Regions from separate parts of the Homo sapiens genome. Here region 1 is linked to region 2. The links are chromatin loops, found by intact Hi-C in ENCODE. Cell type or tissue: heart right ventricle. All regions are shown on one strand. Each heading gives the region's core, and the rest is flanking DNA. Links, peaks and the distances in the headings are about the cores only.

Region 1 (8,566 bases), core at 567-8,566, 93 kb before region 2:
CTCTTTCACCCATTCTTAAGGTTTGACTGTGATGTGACTCTAAAGTAATAAGATTTTCATACAAGCACAGTTTTTAAAAAAGTGATCATCTGAAGAACCGTTATGTCACTAGATTCTGCCGTTGTCAAACATTTTCAGAATTTATCTTTGAAAGTGGTTTTGAAGAGTTTACATCCTACCTCTCATGAATAGTTTTTTTCATCTGTATTAGCTTCCTAGGACTGTTATAAAAATATACCAAAAACTGTGTGACTTAAAGCAACAGAAATTTATTTGCTCATAGTTCTGGAGGCCAGAGTCTGAAATCAAGGTATGGGCAAGACTATGCTCTCTCTGGAGACTCCAGAGAGAATCTTGCCTTGCTCATTGGATGTAGGGCTTACCTCCAGGATTAGCCATAATCTGGAATGATCTCATCTCAGGATACTTAATTACACCTAAAAGGGCCCTTCTTTTCCTAATAAGATCACATTCACAGGTTCCAGGAATTATGACATAGACATGTTTTGGGGGACCATGATTCACCCAACTCCACGATCTTATTCCTACACTTCTCTCCCTGTTAATTTTTTTTTATCATGGCCTGCTCCCTATTTTTTCCCCTCCTTTTTTCTCTTTGATTCAACAACCTTAGTACCCATAGAGAAATTTGTTGGGTACAGGGAGGAGGAGTCAGGGTCCAAAAGTTGGAATTGCGCTATTAGAAGCACATCAAGAAGCAGACCACCCTGTGCTGCCCACCTAGTAAATGCTGCTAATGGGAACATATAAGCAATTAGCTCATAACATAGATATAAAAATTGGAAGGCAAATGGGTGGAAGTATCTAGGAGGTATAAATAATTAAATATACATTTGTATATATATATGTGTGTATATATATATATTTATATATATATATATACACATACCCAGCCATGTGTTGCCTAATGACAGGAATACATTCCGAGAAATGTGTTGTTAGGCAGTTTCATTGTGTGAACCTCATAGAGTGTACTTACACAAACCTAGATGATATGACCTACGACATACCTGGGCTATATGGTATTGCTCCTAGGCTACAAACGTATGCTATACAGCATAATACTCTCCTGAATACTGTAAGCAATTGTAACACACTGGTAAGTGTTTGTGTATGTAAACATAAAAGAGGTACAGTAAAAATACGGTATTATAATTTTATGGGACCACCATCTATATGTGATCTGTCATTGACCAATTGACCAAAATGTCATTTTGTGGTGGATGGCTGTACTTATTTACATAGGATTTGTCCTGTATGTCTTCAATTTTTTTTTTTTTTTTTGAGACAGAGTCTCGCTGTGTCACCTAGGCTGGAGTGGCGTGATCTCGGCTCAGTGCAACCTCTGCCTCCTGGGTTCAAACGATTCTCCTGCCAGCCTTCCAAGTAGCTAAGATTACAGGCATGCACCACCATGCCTGGCTAATTTTTTGTATTTTTAGTAGAAACAGGGTTTCACCATGTTGCCCAGGCTGGGTCTTCAATTCTTAATAAGGTTTTAAGATAAGATAGTAAAATGAGAGCACATGTTATTACAAAGTAGATTAATTTAAATAATTAAAATATATATTCTATTTTCTTTCACTATGATTTGAAGCTCTTAAAGTTTTAACACTCATTTTAAAGCTAGATATTAAAGAAGAAATTGAAGATGAAGAAAAGACAATTGAAGATTATATTGATAAAAAGATGAATGATGCTGATTCCACTTCAGTTGAAGCTATGTACTCTGTTGCTAGTCAATGTCTGCATGAAAAGAAAAATAAGAGACCAGACATTAAGAAGGTATGCATTTTTTATACTTATTTAAAAAGTGAAAGGGGTGGGGTTCATCATATTTTCCAGAGTGTATATTTTAAAGCAACTGTATAATGTGGTTCTTTTGTTTTTTTCTTTCTTTTTAAAAGGTTCAACAGCTGCTGCAAGAGATGACAGCTTCTTAAAACTTTATTGGAAAAGACTCTTGACTTTTTATATACACCTATCTCAACCATTTTTTTAACTGATTTTTTTCCTAAATATTCTTCTTTACCTTTAACAAGGCATAGGCTGTTGCAGGACAGTGGTTATTAAAGCATGGGTTGAACTTCCAAAATATAAAAATAGAGCCACCATATCAACACTTAGCCCTACCCATTAGTATCACCCCCAGTTCTTACAGTAATCCCTGAGAAATCTCCTTCAAGCATCACCAAACACAGTTTGAAAATTACAGGGTTAGCAAAAAGAGCCTGGGCTGTATGTAGGGTGGAAACACTCTGATCTGAAGCCCAGCTGACTCCACTACTAATTTGCTGTAAAGCTTTGGACATACACTTAGCTGCTGTGAGCCACTAATAACATTGGGCTAATATCTGCTGTGCTTCTCTGACAGGTAGTCATGAAAATCAAATGATGCAAAATATATACAAGCACTTTGTAAATTGTAAAATGATACAAAATTTAAAGTTTATAGAGCCAGTTACAAAATCCTATTAGTCATATATTTATAGATTGTGTTCACAGCAATCATTTAACCACAAATAAAATATCCCTTGATGATACTGCCATAATGATATGTCCATTATTAGATTATGTTACATGACAAAGTTGAAGGAATTTGGCAGATGCAGTTAAGGTTCCTAAACAACTCACTTTGAGACTGTTGAAAGGGCCTGACCTAATCAAGTGAACCCTTGCAAGAAGAATTCTCCTTGTAAGCCTTGAAGAAGTATGTGAGAGGGCCACATTGGCTAAAACCTAAAGGTGGCCTCTAGGAGATGAGACCTACCTTCCAGTTGTCAGCAAGCAGGAAAAAAAAATTGGGACCTCAGTTGCAACCACAAGGAACTGAATTCTGCCAAAAATCTGAGTCAGCTTAGAAGAGTACTCCAAGCTTCAGATGATAACCACAGCCTGGGCTGACACCTGGATTTCAGCTTTGCATGATCCTCAGTATGAGAATCTATCTGTTCTGTGCTGGACTTCTAATATATAGAACTGTGAGATAATGGGTCACATTGGCTGGATGTGGTGGCTCATACCTGTAAATCCCAGCACTTTGGGAGGCCGAGGCAGGCAGATCACCTGAGGTCAAGAGTTCAAGACCGGCCTGGCCAACATGGTGAAACCCCGTCTCTACTAAAAATACAAAAATTAGACGAGCGTGGTGGTGGACACCTGTAGTCCCAGCTACTTGGGAGGCTGAGGCAGGAGACTAGCTGGAACCAGGGAGGTAGAGGTTGCAGTGAGCTGAGATCGTGCCACTGCACTCCAGCCTGGGTGACAGAGTGAGACTCCATCATAAATAAATAAATAAATAAATGGGTCACATTAAGCCTTTAAGTTTGTGGTAATTTATTATTCAGTAATAGAAAACAAATACAGATACTCTCCCATGATGTTTTTCCCATGATGATTTCCCATGATATTTACAGGTTTTGCCCACATTTGAGGGGTATGTGGAAATTATACAGAGCATGTACAGCGGGAGGCTTATAGTGTACGTACTGAAATGTGGGGTTGGAGCCCCAACACAGAGACCCCAGCAGGACACTGCCTAGTAGAGCTATGGGAAGGGTGCTGCCACCCTCCAGACTTGAGAATTGTAGAGCCACCAGCAGCTTGCACTCTGAGCTTGGAAAAGCCACAGGCACTCAACTTCAACCATGAGGGAAGCCACGCACCCTGCAAAGCCACAGGAGTGGAGCTGCCCACGGCCTCGAGGGCCCACCCCTTGCACCAGTGTGCCAGGATGTGGGACATGGAATCAAGGAATATGTTAGGGCTTTTTTTTTTTTTTTTTTGAGACGGAGTCTTGCTCTGTTGCCCAGGCTGGAGTGCAGTGGCACGATCTCGGCTCACTGCAAGCTCTGCCTCCCAGGTTCACGCCATTCCCCTGCCTCAGCCTCCCCAGTAGCTGGGACTACAGGTGCCCGCCACCATGCCCAGCTAATTTTTTTTGTATTTTTAGTAGAGATGGGGTTTCACTGTGTTAGCCAGGATGGTCTTGATCTCCTGACCTCGTGATCACCCGCCTCGGCCTCCCAAAGTGCCAGTATTTAAAGTTTAATGTCTTCCCAGCTGGGTTTCAGACTTGCCAGGATCCTGTTGCCCCTTTCTTTAGCCAATTTCTCCCTTTTGGGACAAGAATGTTTTACTTATTGCCTGTACCACCAACTGTATCTTGGAAATAAATAACTTATATTTTATTTCAGAGGCTCATAGGCGGCAGGAACTTACCTTGAGTCTCAAATGAGACTTAGGACTTTTGAGTGATGCTAGAATGAGTTAAGACTTTGGGAAGGGATGATTATATTTTGCAATGTGAGAAAGACATTAGATTTGGGGGGCTGGGGGTAGAATGACATTGTTTAGATGTTTGTCTCCTTCAAATTTCATGTTTAAATGTAATCCCCAGTGTTGGGGGTGGAGGTGGGGCCTGATGGGAAGTGTTTGGGTCATGGTGGATGATCCCTCATGAATGGCTTAGAGCCACTGGTGATGAGTGAGTTCTCACTCAGTTCGTGTGAGATCTGGTGGCTTAAAAGAGTCTGCTCCCCCTTTGCCTTCCATTGTGATTGTAACCTTCCTGGGGCCTTCATCAAAGGCCAGGCAAATATTGGTGCCGTGCTAGTATGGCCTGCAGAACCGTAAGCCAAAACAAACCTTTTTTCTTTATAAATTACCCAGCCTCAGTTATTCCTTTATAGTGATGCAAAACGGGCTAACTATATAAATTTGTAATTTTTAAGTTATAGATTGTTTTTATTAAACACTTATGAATACTGTTTGAAGTGCTTTAATTTTTATAACAATCCTATGAATTTGGTAATAATCACATTTTACAGATGAGGAAATTACCCAAGATTATATAGCTAATAAGTTGCGTGGCAGAAATTAGCATCTGGTATCAGTTTGCGATCTTTACCACTAACACGATGTCTGTGCATCATATTAATCATAATCATTTTCTCTGTCATATGTTGAAAGTTATTGTGCCAAACATTGTGCTGAGTTTTAGAAGCATGATCTGATTTGATAAATCTACAATGTAGGTTCTATTCTTTTACTTCTTGAGGAAATTTTGAGACCCCCAATGATTAAATAACTTCTTTCCCTTGTTCATTGTATTAGACTGCAATTCTCCACTCATTATATTTGATGCCTTTTGCAATATGGCTTTGTAATTTTTCCCATCAGGAAGTAAAGTCTATTTCCTCAACCATTAAATCTGGGCTGGCCTTGTAACTTGCTTACAGAAAAAGTGATGGTCAGTTCCAAGCCCAGGTCTCAAAAGCACTAATGCACTACTTCTCTCATTTGGAACCCTGCCACTGACATGAGAACAAGCCAAGGGTAACATGCTGCTGATGACAGACCATGCAAAACAGAGACAAGGCATCTCAGATGAGGTCATCCTTAATCAGCCCACCTGCCAGCTGATCACAAACATACATGAGACATGAGAGGTCAGCCAACTGTAGATTTGTGAGGGAGGGTAGCTGTTGTTTTAAACTGCTACTTTTTTTTTTTTTTTTTTTTTTTTGGAGAGTCTCACTTGGTCACTCATGCTGGAGTGCAGCAGTGTGATCATGGCTTACTGCTGCCTTGATCTCTCAGGCTCAAGTGATCCTCCTGCCTCAGCACCTTGAGTAGTTGGAGTACAGGTGTGTGCTACTGTGCCCAGCTAATTTTTTTTTTTTAATTTTCTGTAGAGACAGGATCTCACTCTGTTGCTGAGGCTGGTCTTGAACTTCTGGATTCAAGCAATTCTCCTGCCTCAGCTTCCCAAAGTGTGAGATTAGAGGTATAAGCTACCATGAAAATCACATCTGGGGGCTAGTTTGTGATGCATTAGTACGGTATGGTTTGTTATTCGTTAGTATGAAGATTACAGGTATAAGCTACCATGAAAATCACATTGAAAATCACCTAGTTTGTGATGCATTAGTATGGTATGGTTTGTTATTCGTTAGTATGAAGATTACAGGTATAAGCTACCATGAAAATCACATTGAAAATCACCTAGTTTGTGATGCATTAGTATGGTATGGTTTGTTATTCGTTAGTATGAAGATTACAGGTATAAGCTACCATGAAAATCACATTGAAAATCACCTAGTTTGTGATGCATTAGTATGGTATGGTTTGTTATTCGTTAGTATGAAGATTACAGGTATAAGCTACCATGAAAATCACATTGAAAATCACCTAGTTTGTGATGCATTAGTGTGGTATGGTTTGTTATTCGTTAGTATGAAGATTACAGGTATAAGCTACCATGAAAATCACATTGAAAATCACCTAGTTTGTGATGCATTAGTATGGTATGGTTTGTTATTCGTTAGTATGAAGATTACAGGTATAAGCTACCATGAAAATCACATTGAAAATCACCTAGTTTGTGATGCATTAGTATGGTATGGTTTGTTATTCGTTAGTATGAAGATTACAGGTATAAGCTACCATGAAGATCACATTGAAAATCACCTAGTTTGTGATGCATTAGTATGGTATGGTTTGTTATTCGTTAGTATGAAGATTACAGGTATAAGCTACCATGAAGATCACATTGAAAATCACCTAGTTTGTGATGCATTAGTATGACTAAATCATGATTTAGTCATGTAGCCAGTAAGTGGCAGTCAGAAACACACACACACACACAAGGATGTGGCCCAGTTTGTCTTATTATAAATACAGCTTGGTAATAGAAAACTAAGAAATGCAATCTAACCCCTGTTCATGGCTTGCCTCTTTCCCATTAACCATCCAGAGTTCACTAAGAAACTACAGCCTGGCTGAATCCTAGCAAATGAGGGTGGTAGTGCAGCAGCACTGACAGTTGAGTAGGCTGGTATCAATCTTTTTGGAGCACAGAATCAGCTGAATGAAGATCCCTACTGGAAGGCATTTGATGCTCAGGAATGGGTCAGTACTGCCATTTTGTGTGGTAGAACCCATGGCTTTCGCAGGGCAAGAGATTTTGCCAGTGCTAGTGAGTTTTCCTGTGGCCAGAAAGAAAATGATGGAGGCCAGATCCTCTGGTGACCTACCACTGCTGGCATGTGCTCCTTTCACAGCTGTTCTTCAAGGAAAGGCAAATTCATTTATTCATTCAATAAATTGAAAAATGCCCACTATATCATAGAAACTTCTAGGTGCTAAGGATGTAGCAGTGAATGAAACTAAGCTTCTTGTCCCCATTGAACTTGTATTTTAGTGGAAGAGACAATATGGGCACAGATATAGAATACCTAAGTGCCATGAGGAGGAATAAAGCAGGATTAAGGTGAGAGGAACAAGGAGTACAATCAGATTGGGAAATTAGGGGAGACTTCTCTAAGGAGATGACACTGACACCTGAGCAGAGACCTGTAAGTGAGGAAGGCATGTAGATACCGGGTTAGAGTGATCCAGCGTGGGGAACGCATTCAGTGCCCTTGAGGCTGTGCTTGGTCTACTAGAGGAACAGAGAGCTGTCAATGAACTGAAGCAGACTGACCAAGGAAGGTAGAGAGCCACGGGCAAATCATGTAGAAGCTACTGGGCAACAGTGAGACCTAAACTTTCTTCTATGAGATAGTGCCACTATCATAACTAGTACAGTGTAAAACTTCAGTTTGTTGGCTGAATTGGGGTGGGGGAGAGCTACAATTTATATGATTTAAGGTAAACTGTTCCCAGTCATGGCTAGCCATGAATCATTTGTAGAACTATTTGATTCCTGGACCCACCTACTGGGTCAAAATCTAGTATGAAGCCCAGAATTAGTATTTTATTTAAAAAAGAACATTCCAGGCCGGGTGCAGTGGCTCACACCTGTAATCCCCACACTTTGGGAGGCCGAGGTGGGTGGATCACGAGGTCAAGAGATCAAGATCATCCTGGCCAACATGGTGAAACCCCATCTCTACTAAAAATACAAAGATTAGCTGGGCGTGGTGGCGCACACCTGTAGTCCTAGCTACTGGCGAGGCTGAGGCAGGAGAATCACTTGAACCTGGGAGGTGGAGGTTGCAGTGAGCCAAGATTGCGCCACTGCATTCCAGCCTGGTGACAGAGCAAGATGCCATCTAAACAACAACAAAAATTCCATCCTGAAACTTATGGCTCTATTTGCAAAGAAAATGTGAAAGGATATACACCAAACTGTTTACAGTACGTACCTCAGGCACATTAGTACATTATTTTAGCTCTGAGTAGAAATGCCTTAGCTTAAATGTTTAAAAGTTTTAATAATGAGCCTTTTGTTTTTTGAGACAGTCTCGCACTGTCGCCCAGGCTGGAGTGCAGTGGCGCAATCTCGGCTCACTGCAAGCTCCGCCTCCCAGGTTCGCGCCATTCTCCTGCCCAGCCTGTAGCTGGGACTACAGGGGCCCGCCACCACACCCGGCTAATTTCTTGTATTTTTAGTAGAGACGGGGTTTCACTGTGTTAGCCAGGATGGTCTCGATCTCCTGACCTCCGCCTCGGCCTCCCAAAGTGCTGGGATTACAGGCGTGAGCCACCGTGCCCGGCCCAACGATGAGCCTTTCTAAAGCTATTTCAGCATCTTTTGTAA
Region 2 (11,366 bases), core at 1,698-9,697:
TCTCACAGCCTTGTTAGAATGATTATACAATTTCAAATATTTTTTGAGCCTTTAACCTGTCCTGTCTACCTTCTGAAGCTCCCCTCCCCTCACCTTTTCTGAGCTTCCACTTTCTTCCTGCCTCATAGACACACAGGATAATTTTCATTAAGGTATTGCGTTTTCCAATGCTGTGCTTAGCATAGTTTCTGATATATAGATACTCAGTAAATATTTGTTGAATAAATGTTGGATAAACAAGACCTATGAAGTAAATAATTATACTTAGTTTAAAATACTATATAGAAATAAGTATTACTAGTATTTTGTCATATCCTTTCCCTCAATACCCCTCTCTTTTAAATTATTTTATGACAGTGACATGTAATTAATTTTTCTTATTTTTAAACATCTTACTGTGTCAATAAGCATATATTTTCATAATGTGTAATGTATAGTATAAACCCAATTTTAATGTCTGCTTATTGTTCCATTGAGTGTGTCTAACATAATTTATTTCATAGTTTTCTTGAATTTGGGGTGTTTTCTATTTTCCTCTTTTATAAACAGAGCTTCAAAGAATGTCCATGTACATACATACATTAAAAATTATGCTCATTTGCACAATATATTTAAGAAAAATGCCTAGAATTAGAATTTTTGAGTCAAAGAATGTGCACATTTTTCACTTGGTATATATTTCCAGGTTGTCCTATGAACTTTGATCTTCAATTTGGAGAAATATAAATTTTTGAAAAGAAGCTATAATCTTTGACCCACTAATTGAGAGAATCTATCTCATAGAAATATAAGTAGTTTTGACTGGGTGCGGTGGCTCACGTCTGTAATCCCAGCACTTTGGGACACCGAGGCAGGTGGAACACCTGAGGTCAGGAGTTCGAGACCAGCCTGGCCAACATTGTGAAATCCTGTCTCTACTAAAAATACAAAAAATTAGCTGGACATAGTGGTGGGCACCTGTCATCCTAGCTACTTGGGAGGCTGAGGCAGGAGAATCACTTGAACCCGGGAGGTGGAGGTTGCAGTGAGCAGAGATCGTGTCACTGCACTCCAGCCCGGGCGACATAGTGCGACTCGGTCTCAAAAAAAAAAAAAAAAGTGTTTTTGTATAAACATATATGTAATATTTTGAGGGCTTGTAGCAGCTAATAGCTGAAATCAGTGTGAATGACCACATATAAGAAAAAGTTTGAATAAAATGTGGATCATTCATGTTACATAATATTATGTAGCCCTTGGTTTAGATCTGTTAACTCATGGTAATGCCCATGATACTAAGTGAGAAATACCAGTTGCAAAGTAATATGGATAGTATGGTTCTTTTTTTGTAAAAACAAAACACACACACACACACACACACACACACACACACACACAGACAGAATAATACTTTATATATGTTTATGATTTGTTTGAATGTACAGGAAGCTGTGAAAGGATACACTCAAGTTCTTAAAACTGTATCTTAGTGTGTGCATGTATATCTTAGGATTGTTTCACGTTTTACAATGAAAAAAAGTTTTGCTTTTGTAAGAAAAAGTAAATAAGGAAGACAAAGAAAAAATCAGGGCCTTAACAAACCACTCTGACTTTTCTGCAGCCTTAACAAACCACTCTGACTTTTCTGCAAACTGTGCTTTCAAACTAGACAGCTTCCTGTAGTTCTCGGAGGAATTTCAGGGCTTTAAAGAGTGTGTCCTGAAGTCAGGATCACTTTTATAGTTAGCTTAATTGGTATATTATTTTACACAAGATAACAGCTAAACTGTTGCGATTTCTCAAGTCATTGATGTTCTCAGAGGTAATCATCCTCAGAAAGGCTGCTGAAAATATGGTCAGCTTACATCCTGGTCTGGTTCATGTCAAACAACCAATTTTTTTAGAAGAGGAAATAGAGGATGAAATAGCAAAAATGTTTCAATTTAAGAAATTGTTTTCAGAAATAATCTATACTTTTCTATTGATAAGAGGAAGGAACAATTTTTGTTACAGCTAAAAATATAGAATAAAATAAGGTGACAACAATAGGTTGTAGCTAAATGCATGCTTTTATTAACTCACTAGATGTATGCTGTGATTTTGATTAAAATTTTGTCTTTCTGAAGGAGAGAAGTAAATATTAAAAAGGAAAAACCTTGGTATGTCTTAGAAAATTTTAAGCCTAGTAGCACTATGTAAAATCATTTTAAAATGAGAAAGTTTAGAAACTTGGAGAACAAAAGTGAAATAAAAACTTTATTTGGAAAAGTAAAATTGGTTATTGCTCATGGAAAAAATCTTGATCATTCAATGTCTGTGAACAGAGATGTTGACACAGTGAATTAAATATGGCAGGTGACCATTCATAAATGTGTACCAATGATATATTGAAAATATCTAGTGAAAGAAGTTCCTGGAATACTGTATTTATACTTGATTAGCCAGTAATACTTGCGTTAAATGATAAATGCTAGTCATAAATGCTGATGAATGAATAAGTTTGTCAAGCATGATCAGATCAGGGATCTGAAAACCCTGTATGTTAATATTATTTTTAATATAGGTAGATAATGGATACACATATGAACAGTTTTATCAAAGGATATACTGAAATTGTTCTATTCCTGTGCGAGCCTCAGAATTCAAAATCAAACTATAATTTTGACATAGATCATAAATAAGTGATAATAAGTTAATGAATAAGGCAGATTTTATTTTATGTTTGCTAAAACTTTATCATCAAAACAGTTTAAAGCATTGTATTCAATGTCAATGAAATTAAATACTAAAATAGAAACAAAAGTTTCCATGGGGGTCATTGGTGACTACTGTATATTTCAGTGTATAATTGCATATGCAACTCCATTGCTCCCTGTTGGTGAGGTCAGTGTGAGTGCCATATCACTCTGAAGCAAACTTATATGTCTTCTCAGTGCAGGCCTCAAAGTAGTATGCAAATATATTTTGCTATTGGATGAGATTAAGTGTATCAATGCGTATAGCTAACCAGTAGAGGTACAAGTTGTGCCTCCTCCTAATTCTGGGTCTAATGAGGGCTATGTCATCTCCATAGTTTGATTCTAAACCATCCTACTGTGCCTGCTTGCTGTATTTTTGGAGAGCCCCAACTCCTTTCTACGTATTTCATCAATGTACATTGTATCAGCATGCATAGTTTGAAACACTAATTTATTCAAGTTTATCTAATTCAACTAACTGTTAATTTGTTTCTGCTGCCTTTGGAGTAATCTATCTCCAGGCCTTCCTGTGTTATCTTGAATAATTGAGAGTGTACTCGTAGAAAGAGCCACATTGCTGCAGAAGGTGCTGCTAAGCCTCCAAGAGGTTCCCTTCACTTGAGCAAGATTGAAAGTGATTCCAGCTGGCTAGAAAAAAATTACATGAAGGCTGTAATAGACCTTTAGGAAGGAAATCTGTTTCTACCAAGACAGAAGAATAATTCATTTGTAAGGAATATAAATTAAAGCTTTCTTCAAGTCATTGGAGTGTCTCTAATATTTTTCAGGTAGCATTTTTCATACTTCCCTATTTCATCAACTTTTAGTACAAAATTTTCCAAGCTTTAGTTTTCTCATTTATAAAATAAAGTAATAATGCCTGTCCTCAATTCTACGAATTTATGAAGATCAAATAGGAGGATGTAAAGGCTCCTATAAATTATAAATTTACCCACTATCGTAAGGCATTGTTTTCTTTATCAGGGTGGCTTTTGCTTTTTTATTACTTTTCATAACTACTTGCACTATATACTGTTATTTGAATACAATAACATAAAACCAACCATGTTACATGGTTACATAACTTTTTTAAAAAAATTTCTTTCTAACTTCAATTTTTATTCCTTTTTTTTTTCCTGTGCAGAAAGAAAAATCAGCCTGTCAGCTACTCATGTCTAATTTCAAAATTATCTTGCAGAATTAAGCAGTTAAGACTTTGTAGAAATTTGGGGAGTATAAGGAATTGCAGATGAATGCCAGCTCCTCCTGGGCATACTGTTGTTCTTAATGTAAAAGTCCGGTTTTGCCCAGCATCAATTAATGGTGCCTTGGAACTGGGTGCAGGGGTCCCTAAAGATCTCCTGCAGGCTGAGACAGTCTCCCTTGAGCCATTTTCCACAGAGCCAGAGTGGTGTGACCTCTTGCTGCTGCAGTATTTCAAAGTGATTGTATTTCACTGCTCTCATAAACACATCTTGTAAAAGAAACAAGGTTGTCTTTTAAACTGTGCTCTTGCTTGACAGGAAAAATAAAACCCAGTCTACTTTCAGGACCTTATGGCCTAATAAGAAGTCAACCCTTTTCATTTTTGTTAAGAATAGTTTTGTATCAACTTGCCATTCTTCATGTAAAAGTATAATTTATTATGAAAGAAGAGAATCTGGATGATAAATAGGACTTTTATGTTCTTGTTACCTGTGATTCAGAAAATTCTAACTCACAGAGCTGGTTGAATAGAGAATTCTAAAACCGACAACAAGGAGATGCTTGTTAAATCTACTTTTTAATGCTTGTTTATTTTATTATACACATGACATGTACTATTCACTGTTCATCTTATGTATATGGGAACTTGCAATTTTTGGTCTATTATACATGCCTATATATTTTATGTTTGGTGCTATCAGGAACATAGATATTATTAAACAAGGCTAGGATTTATTTTACTTTACTTTATATTTGTAGGTTATTATGCAGTCCAAAGATTACAGAGATGAAGGGAAATTAGACCAATTATTTTCATATGATATTTAGAGAAAAGCATTTGTGCATTCCTTTGTGTCAGTAAGCATAAGAACTCTCTGTCACCCAGGCTGGAGTGCAGTGAATACAAAGAAAATGTAAGATATTTTACTAATACTTTTTATATTGATTATGTGTTGACATGATAATATTTTAGATATATTTGATTAGGTAAAATAGGAAATTAAAATCAATTTCACTCTTGAAAGACTTTAAGTCCGGGCGTGGAAGCTCATGCCTGTAATCCCAACACTTTGGGAGGCCAAGGCCAGCGGATCACCTAAGGTTGGGAGTTTGAGACCAGCCTGACCAAAATGGAGAAACCCCATCTCTACTAAATCTACAAAATTATCCAGGTGTGGTGGTGCATGCCTGTAATCCCAGCTACTCAGGAGGCTGAGGCAGGAGAATCGCTTGAACCCAGGAGGTGGAGGTTGCGGTGAGCTGAGATGGCCCCATTGCACTCCAGTCTGGGCAACAAGAGTGAAACTCTTGTCTCAAAAAAAAAAAAAAAAAAAAAAGGCCAGGCACAGTGGCTCATGCCTGTAATCCCAGCACTTTGGGAGGGCGAGGTGGGCAGACCATCCTGGCTAACACAGTGAAACCCCATCTCTACTAAAAATACAAAAAATTAGCTGGGCGTGGTGGCAAGCGCCTGTAGTCCCAGCTACTCAGGAGGCTGAGGCAGGAGAATGGCGTGAACCCAGGAGGCGGAGCTTGCAGTGAGCCCAGATCGAGCCACTGCACTCCAGCCTGGGAGACAGAGCAAGACTCCGTCTCAAAAAAAACAAACAAACTAAAAAACAACAACAACAACAAAGACTTTAAAAATGTACTTACTAAAAAATTTAAAATTATGTGTGAAGCTTGCATTATATTCCTCTTGCACAGTACTTCTCTAAGCAGTCTTGGCATAGAAATATTATGGAAGGCCAAGGCGGGCGGATCACCTGAGGTCAGGAGTTCAAGATCATCCTGGCCGACATGGTGAAACCACGTCTCTACTAAAAATACAAACATTAGCCAGGCTTGGTGGCAGGCACCTGTAATCCCAGCTACTCAGGAGGCTGAGGCAGGAAAATCGCTTGAACCCGGGAGGTGGAAGTTGCAGTGAGCCAAGATCACACCATTGCACTCCAGCTTTGGGGACAAGAGTGAAACTTCATCTCAAAAAAAAAAAAAAAAAGAAATATTATGTTTATATCCTTTATCCTTCTTTACCAAATTACCTCACTTTACCCCATATTTTGAGGACAGTTTAAAGAGGTCTGCACGTTCTGCAAGCACTACTTTCTGTTGTCTCACATCAAAAATTTCATTAGAAGTACCTGAAGAGTTTGCTCTTCTCTAAGAGGTTTCATCTATAAAAAGTTGATTTTAAATTCACTTTAGGTCAATGAGCATAAATGTTGTGGAGTTTAGCTGTGCATGTATGGAAAGGAGGCTTTCTTCCTTGGGCAAGGGCACCTTCTGGTGGTATATACTGAACATAGCAGCTTATTCGATGATCAGATGTAGACTTTAAGATTCTGGAATTGGCAAAAAAATTCATTTCAGGTGTTTGGAGGAAAAAAACTAAGATTAACGATAAAGATGTTCATTTCTCTGCAGCATCTTTTATAATTGAAGCTCATCTCAGTTCTGGGACTTATTTTTCTTAGTTACACAAGGCTAAGGTTGAGACAATATAATAAGAGCATTCTGATTTGGAGTGCTTTTTAAAATTGCAAAGTTCTTATTTGAGTTTTTGGGTTATTTTTCCCAAAAGTTTCCAATGGTGGTTTTTGTATCCATTATAAAAAGGAGAAGAGTTCTATATTTTTGTTCTTTATAATGTAAAACTTGAGGATGTTTAGGTTATTTAGTATATACAAGTAAGCTTCATTAGATAAATGAGGAAGAAGAGGTATAATAAATAAGCCCTATTACATTTTCTCAAGAAGTGATTTTAGTTATTTTGGAGACATGCATTTAAAAAGAGAAACATTGTTGAAAGGCTCAGGATCATGTATTTCTTGTCTTTTTCTGTTTCTTCTTGATGTATTATAGTACATATGATTATTCAAGTCATATCTCTTCATCACCGCATTTCATATACAAAGCCTGCCAAAAATAACTATGAAATAGCTGAGATCTTAAATACTGAGAACAAAATAGATTTCTCATAATTTGGAATTACATTAACCAGAAACAGTAAGACAGTTAAAATATGAGCCAACATCCAGCTATCAGCTAAATAAAGATTTCCAAAACCACTTATTGCCTTTCAGGCTGATGTAAGAATAGTTATGAGTGGTTATAAGGGAATGAATCAGTTGGATTTCCTTTTAATGTAGAGACCCTGGCAGCCCATTTCTAAAATTGTGCTTTAGTTATGCATATTACCTTCTTTGGAACCTAGTAAAAATGTGAAAAACGTTCAGATGATGAAAACATAACACAAATACCATTCTTTCTTTGTATGAAAGACAAAAAAAAAAACAAAAAACAAAAAAAAACCCCAAACAAGGATCTAGCCAAGCAACTCTATTCTAAGGGAGGAAATATAGTAAGAGTGGCCTGTAGCCAGGCATAGTGGCTCATGCCTATAATCTCAACACTTTGGGAGGCTGAGGTCAGAGGATTGCTTGAGCCCAAGAGTATGAGACCAGCCTTGGCAACATGGCAAAACCCTGACTCTACAAGAAATACAAAAATTAGCTGGGCGTGATGGCTCACGCCTGTAGTCCAGCTACTCAGGAAGCTGAGGTGAGAGGCTCTCTTGGGCACAGAAGGTCAAGGCTGCAGTGAGCCATGATCACACCACTGCACTCCAGCCTGGGCAACAGAGTGATACCATCTCAAAAAAAAAAAAAAAAGAAAGAAAGAAAGATTGTATTACTCTATTAGTGAAAGGAGCCAAAATTTACCCATATTGACAGCAGAGAGCTGAAATGACTATTTTACTTGTATGAAAATATTGTCTTTGCTTATTAATTAAAATGCTTTCATGAGTTGATATGTGGTAATATACTTTTAGATCAGTATATGAAATAGTATATATTATTATATTGTATTATTTATTAGGTAAATCTCAATGGAATAAAAAAATTCATTCAAACTCATTTTCCCAAAAAGGCTATTTTTAGATTTATAGTATTTGTTTTAGTGATAACTTCTGTTCAGTTCTCTCTAGCATTTCCAGAAATCTATGCTTGTTTCATGGCCTCCAGTAAAGGCTTCTGTTGATGAGGGGGTTTTGATCCCATGTCTGTCCAAAAAAGACAATTGGCTTTTCTTGGTAGGGAAGGATTCATTTAAGTGGAATCTTCCAAGCAACTGTCTCTACCATCTTCCATATTCTTGCTCCACTCTTACTGTTTTGTTTGCCTGTCGTGGAGTCCTAATTAGGGAAAAAGTCTCAGGCTGGTGGGAACAGGGGAAAGCCAAAAGAAAAAGCAGATAAGCTAAGTCTGCCTTTCTTCCTGGTCCAGGACATGTAGCCCTCCTGCACAAATAACTCACAATCTTCCTGCATTCAACTTACCACCAGACCCTACAAGTTAGCACACTGCATTCTTGGCATTATCAGTACTGCACAAAGCTCTCTTCAGCACACAGCACAAGCACCATCCTATAAAATCCCCAGCAAGCCTTTGTCTCCTTGCAGTCAGCTCCACTCTTGCTGACTTGCCCATGGCACGCTCGCAACGTATTTTCATACTTTCTGCTTTCTCTAATAAATCTGCTTTTCTTTACTTACTAATGTCTTGGTAAATTATTCTAACTGCCTGCGCAATACAGGCCCCAGATAGTCGCTACCCGAGACACCTATCCCATCCCATTTATGAAAGTGAGGCAGCAAGCCAATAAACACTTCATGGATTCGTAGCAATCACAGTCTCTTGAGAGCAGGATGTCCACCTGACCTCTTTTGGTGTGAACAATTCAGCTTTGTGTGTATTGGTCCTAGTCAGGGCGGGCTGTGTAAGGACACTGTTTTGAGATCAGCATGCCCTGTGCCTGTGTAGGCTTGTTGTCAACATGTGAGTGCTTCAAAGAGAATAGAGTACAGCTTCCCTCCTGACTTGTTCTCTTGCTTTCATAGAGATTTAAGGGCCTCCCCTATTTTCTTTTTCTTTTCTTTTCTTTTTTTTTTTGATATCCAGATACAGTTTATTTTCATGAGAAAGAACTTTTTTTAAAAAAACAAATGTGAATTCATTGTAAAACATTAGGGAAACGCAGCCAAGAGGGAAAAAAAGAACAGTATCTATAATTTACCATTTTGAGATGACTACTGTTAATACTTTTGGGAGTTTTCTTTTTAGGCATAAATATATACTTTATTTTTTTTTTAATAAAGAAGATTTATTACTTTTTGGCTTTTTGGCTAAGACCAAGTGTAAATAAAAAAGCTTTAACCTTAGCGTGTGAGACAAATATGTATACAATAAATTTCACCATAATATGGTAGAAGCAGTAATACAGATATGCACAGGAAGCTCTCAGAATACAGAAGACAGACATTTAGTTCAACCAGAGGTAACCAGTGAAGGCTTCCTGGAGATGGTTACACAAGAGATTAATTTGAAAGAATAGGTAGAAGTTAGCTAAGTACGGACAAGAGAATAAGCATTCCAGGTATGAGACATTTTACTATGAAACAGTATGTTGAGCACAGATAATTACAACTAATGAGGTATTTCTAGAATATTGAGCATAAGTTGGGATAGAGATAAAGGCAGTCAGCATGACATGGGGGAACCTTGTGTATCATATTATATATCCCATATGCTATAGAGAGGCATTAAAAGATCTTAAGCAGTAGAGTAATAATTTAGATAGATGGTATAGATCACTTTGGCAGCAGAAAGAAGGATTAATGGTGGAAAATCCTGGAGACAAGATTACAAGAAAACATCTAAGGAGGTAAAGAGAGAGGAGAACAGGGACTAAGGAATATAAGGGACATATAGAGGGCGGTGTACCTGCAAAGAAGAGGAAGAAGAATTGCTAGAGATGGAGGAAATATCTAAGAGAGTATGGTGTCATAGGCATCAAGACAAGAGAGTATTTCAACAACAACAACAACAAAATGGTCAAGTAGGGAAGGACTGGGATGTTTCACTTAGATTTGTATGTAGATCACTTAAGATTTTATAAAAGATATTTCAGTGGAGTGGGGATAGAAGTCAGATTGCAGTTGGTTCAGGAGTAAATAGTACTTAGGCAAATTCAAACAGCTTGCATAGCTTAAAAAATTGGGCTTTGAAGGTGAGGAAAGAGACAGCAATAATTTGAGGGGGACATAGGTTTGAGAAATGTTTTTTTTCTGGCGAGGTAGCCATTTCTTTTTTTTAACTTTTAAGTTCAGGGGTACATGTGCAGGATGTGCAGGTTTGCTACATAGGTAAATGTGTGTCAAGGGGGTTTATTGTACACGTTATTTCATTAGTCAGGTATTAAGCCTAGTACCCATTAATTATTTTTCGTGATCCTTTCTGTCCTCCCACCCTCCATCCCCAGAAAGGCCCCAGTGTGAATTGTTCCGCTCTATGTGTCCGTGGGCCTCACCTATTTTCTCTTTTTTTGGAGACAGAGTCTCTCTCTCTTGTCTAGACTGGTGTGCTGTGGCGTGATCTCGGTTCACTGCAACTTCTGCCTCCTGGGTTCAAGCAATTCTCATGCCTCAGCCTCTGGAGTAGCTGGGACTACAGGCACATGCCACGACAACCAGCTAATTTTTATATGTTTCTGTAGAGATGGGGTTTTACCATGTTGGTGAGGCTGGTCTCGAGCTCCTGACCTCAAGTGACCCGCCCTCCTAGGCCTCCCAAACTGCTGGGATTACAGGTGTGTGCCACCGTGCCTGGCCTGGGCCTCACTTATTTTCAGTGAGGGGTTGGGTGGCTGCACCTGCTGTCATTTTTACCTAAAGCAAGAAGCAGAAGTACTGCCTGGGACAAAGCTAGAATCCAGTGCTCAGGAAGTTTCCTAGGATAAAATGTTATTGAGAATCTTATAAATAGCTATTCCCTGGGGAGAGTAATGATTAATGCCAGTTAAAAGTGAAGAAGGTACTTCTCTTCCTGCTGTTTTGTGCAATGTACACAAAACTGAGTAAAACAAATTATTGTAGGTTGTTGAAATAGCATCATGAAAAATTAAACAGTTGGAAGACAACTATTGTGGCATATATAGGGGCTTTTACAAGAAACTAAACTAAGGATGTTCTTTAAAATGTGGAACTGGAGTCTACTTAGGGTTTAGTCTGGTTTGTGACCATGCCCTTCAGCCAGTGCAGACATTTGATCTCAGGACAGGTGCCCCTGCTGCAGAAGACCGCCAGCACCCTGACTCCAACAGCTCTGATGCATCTCACTGCCAAGGCCTGGATGGAAAAAAATTCAGCAGAAGTTACACTTATGACGGCAGAAAGTTCAGCAGAAGTTGTACTTATTTAGGATCAGATAGAGGGCTGGGGTAGCTTCAATAGCCAGACAAGGACCAATCTACTCAAGAACAACAGTGATGAGAAGACAGATTTTATGGACTGGGTGTGGAAGGAAAGGGGCTGTGGCTGTAAGAGTAAATTATGTGGCTGCAGGTGAGACCATTTGTTTGTTTCATAGTGAGGATCAAAAT

The links. Peaks named below come from ENCODE experiments on the same cell type or tissue, not always from the same donor. Only the 100,000 strongest peaks of a DNase experiment are listed, where the experiment ranks them.
Region 1: a loop joins it to region 2, with 2.6 times the contacts of the local background. A loop is called at or near these places in 53 of 110 quality-filtered maps.

Annotation. Positions count from the first base shown.
Region 1 is chr12:43,784,752-43,793,317 of GRCh38, forward strand. It overlaps IRAK4 (interleukin 1 receptor associated kinase 4), which reads left to right. Exons shown (of 12, transcript NM_016123.4): 11 at 1,648-1,806; 12 at 1,929-4,790. The coding sequence ends at 1,964. Among named protein-coding and RNA genes, the nearest start is that of TWF1, 17 kb to the right of the region's middle. In heart right ventricle, for the core only: no CTCF peak of the experiment used is centred there; a DNase peak (open chromatin) is centred at 5,357.
Region 2 is chr12:43,876,553-43,887,918 of GRCh38, forward strand. The region is part of intron 2 of TMEM117 (transmembrane protein 117); the gene reads left to right. Among named protein-coding and RNA genes, the nearest start is that of TMEM117, 46 kb to the left of the region's middle. In heart right ventricle, for the core only: a CTCF peak has its summit at 6,208 (motif pointing left); a DNase peak (open chromatin) is centred at 8,681.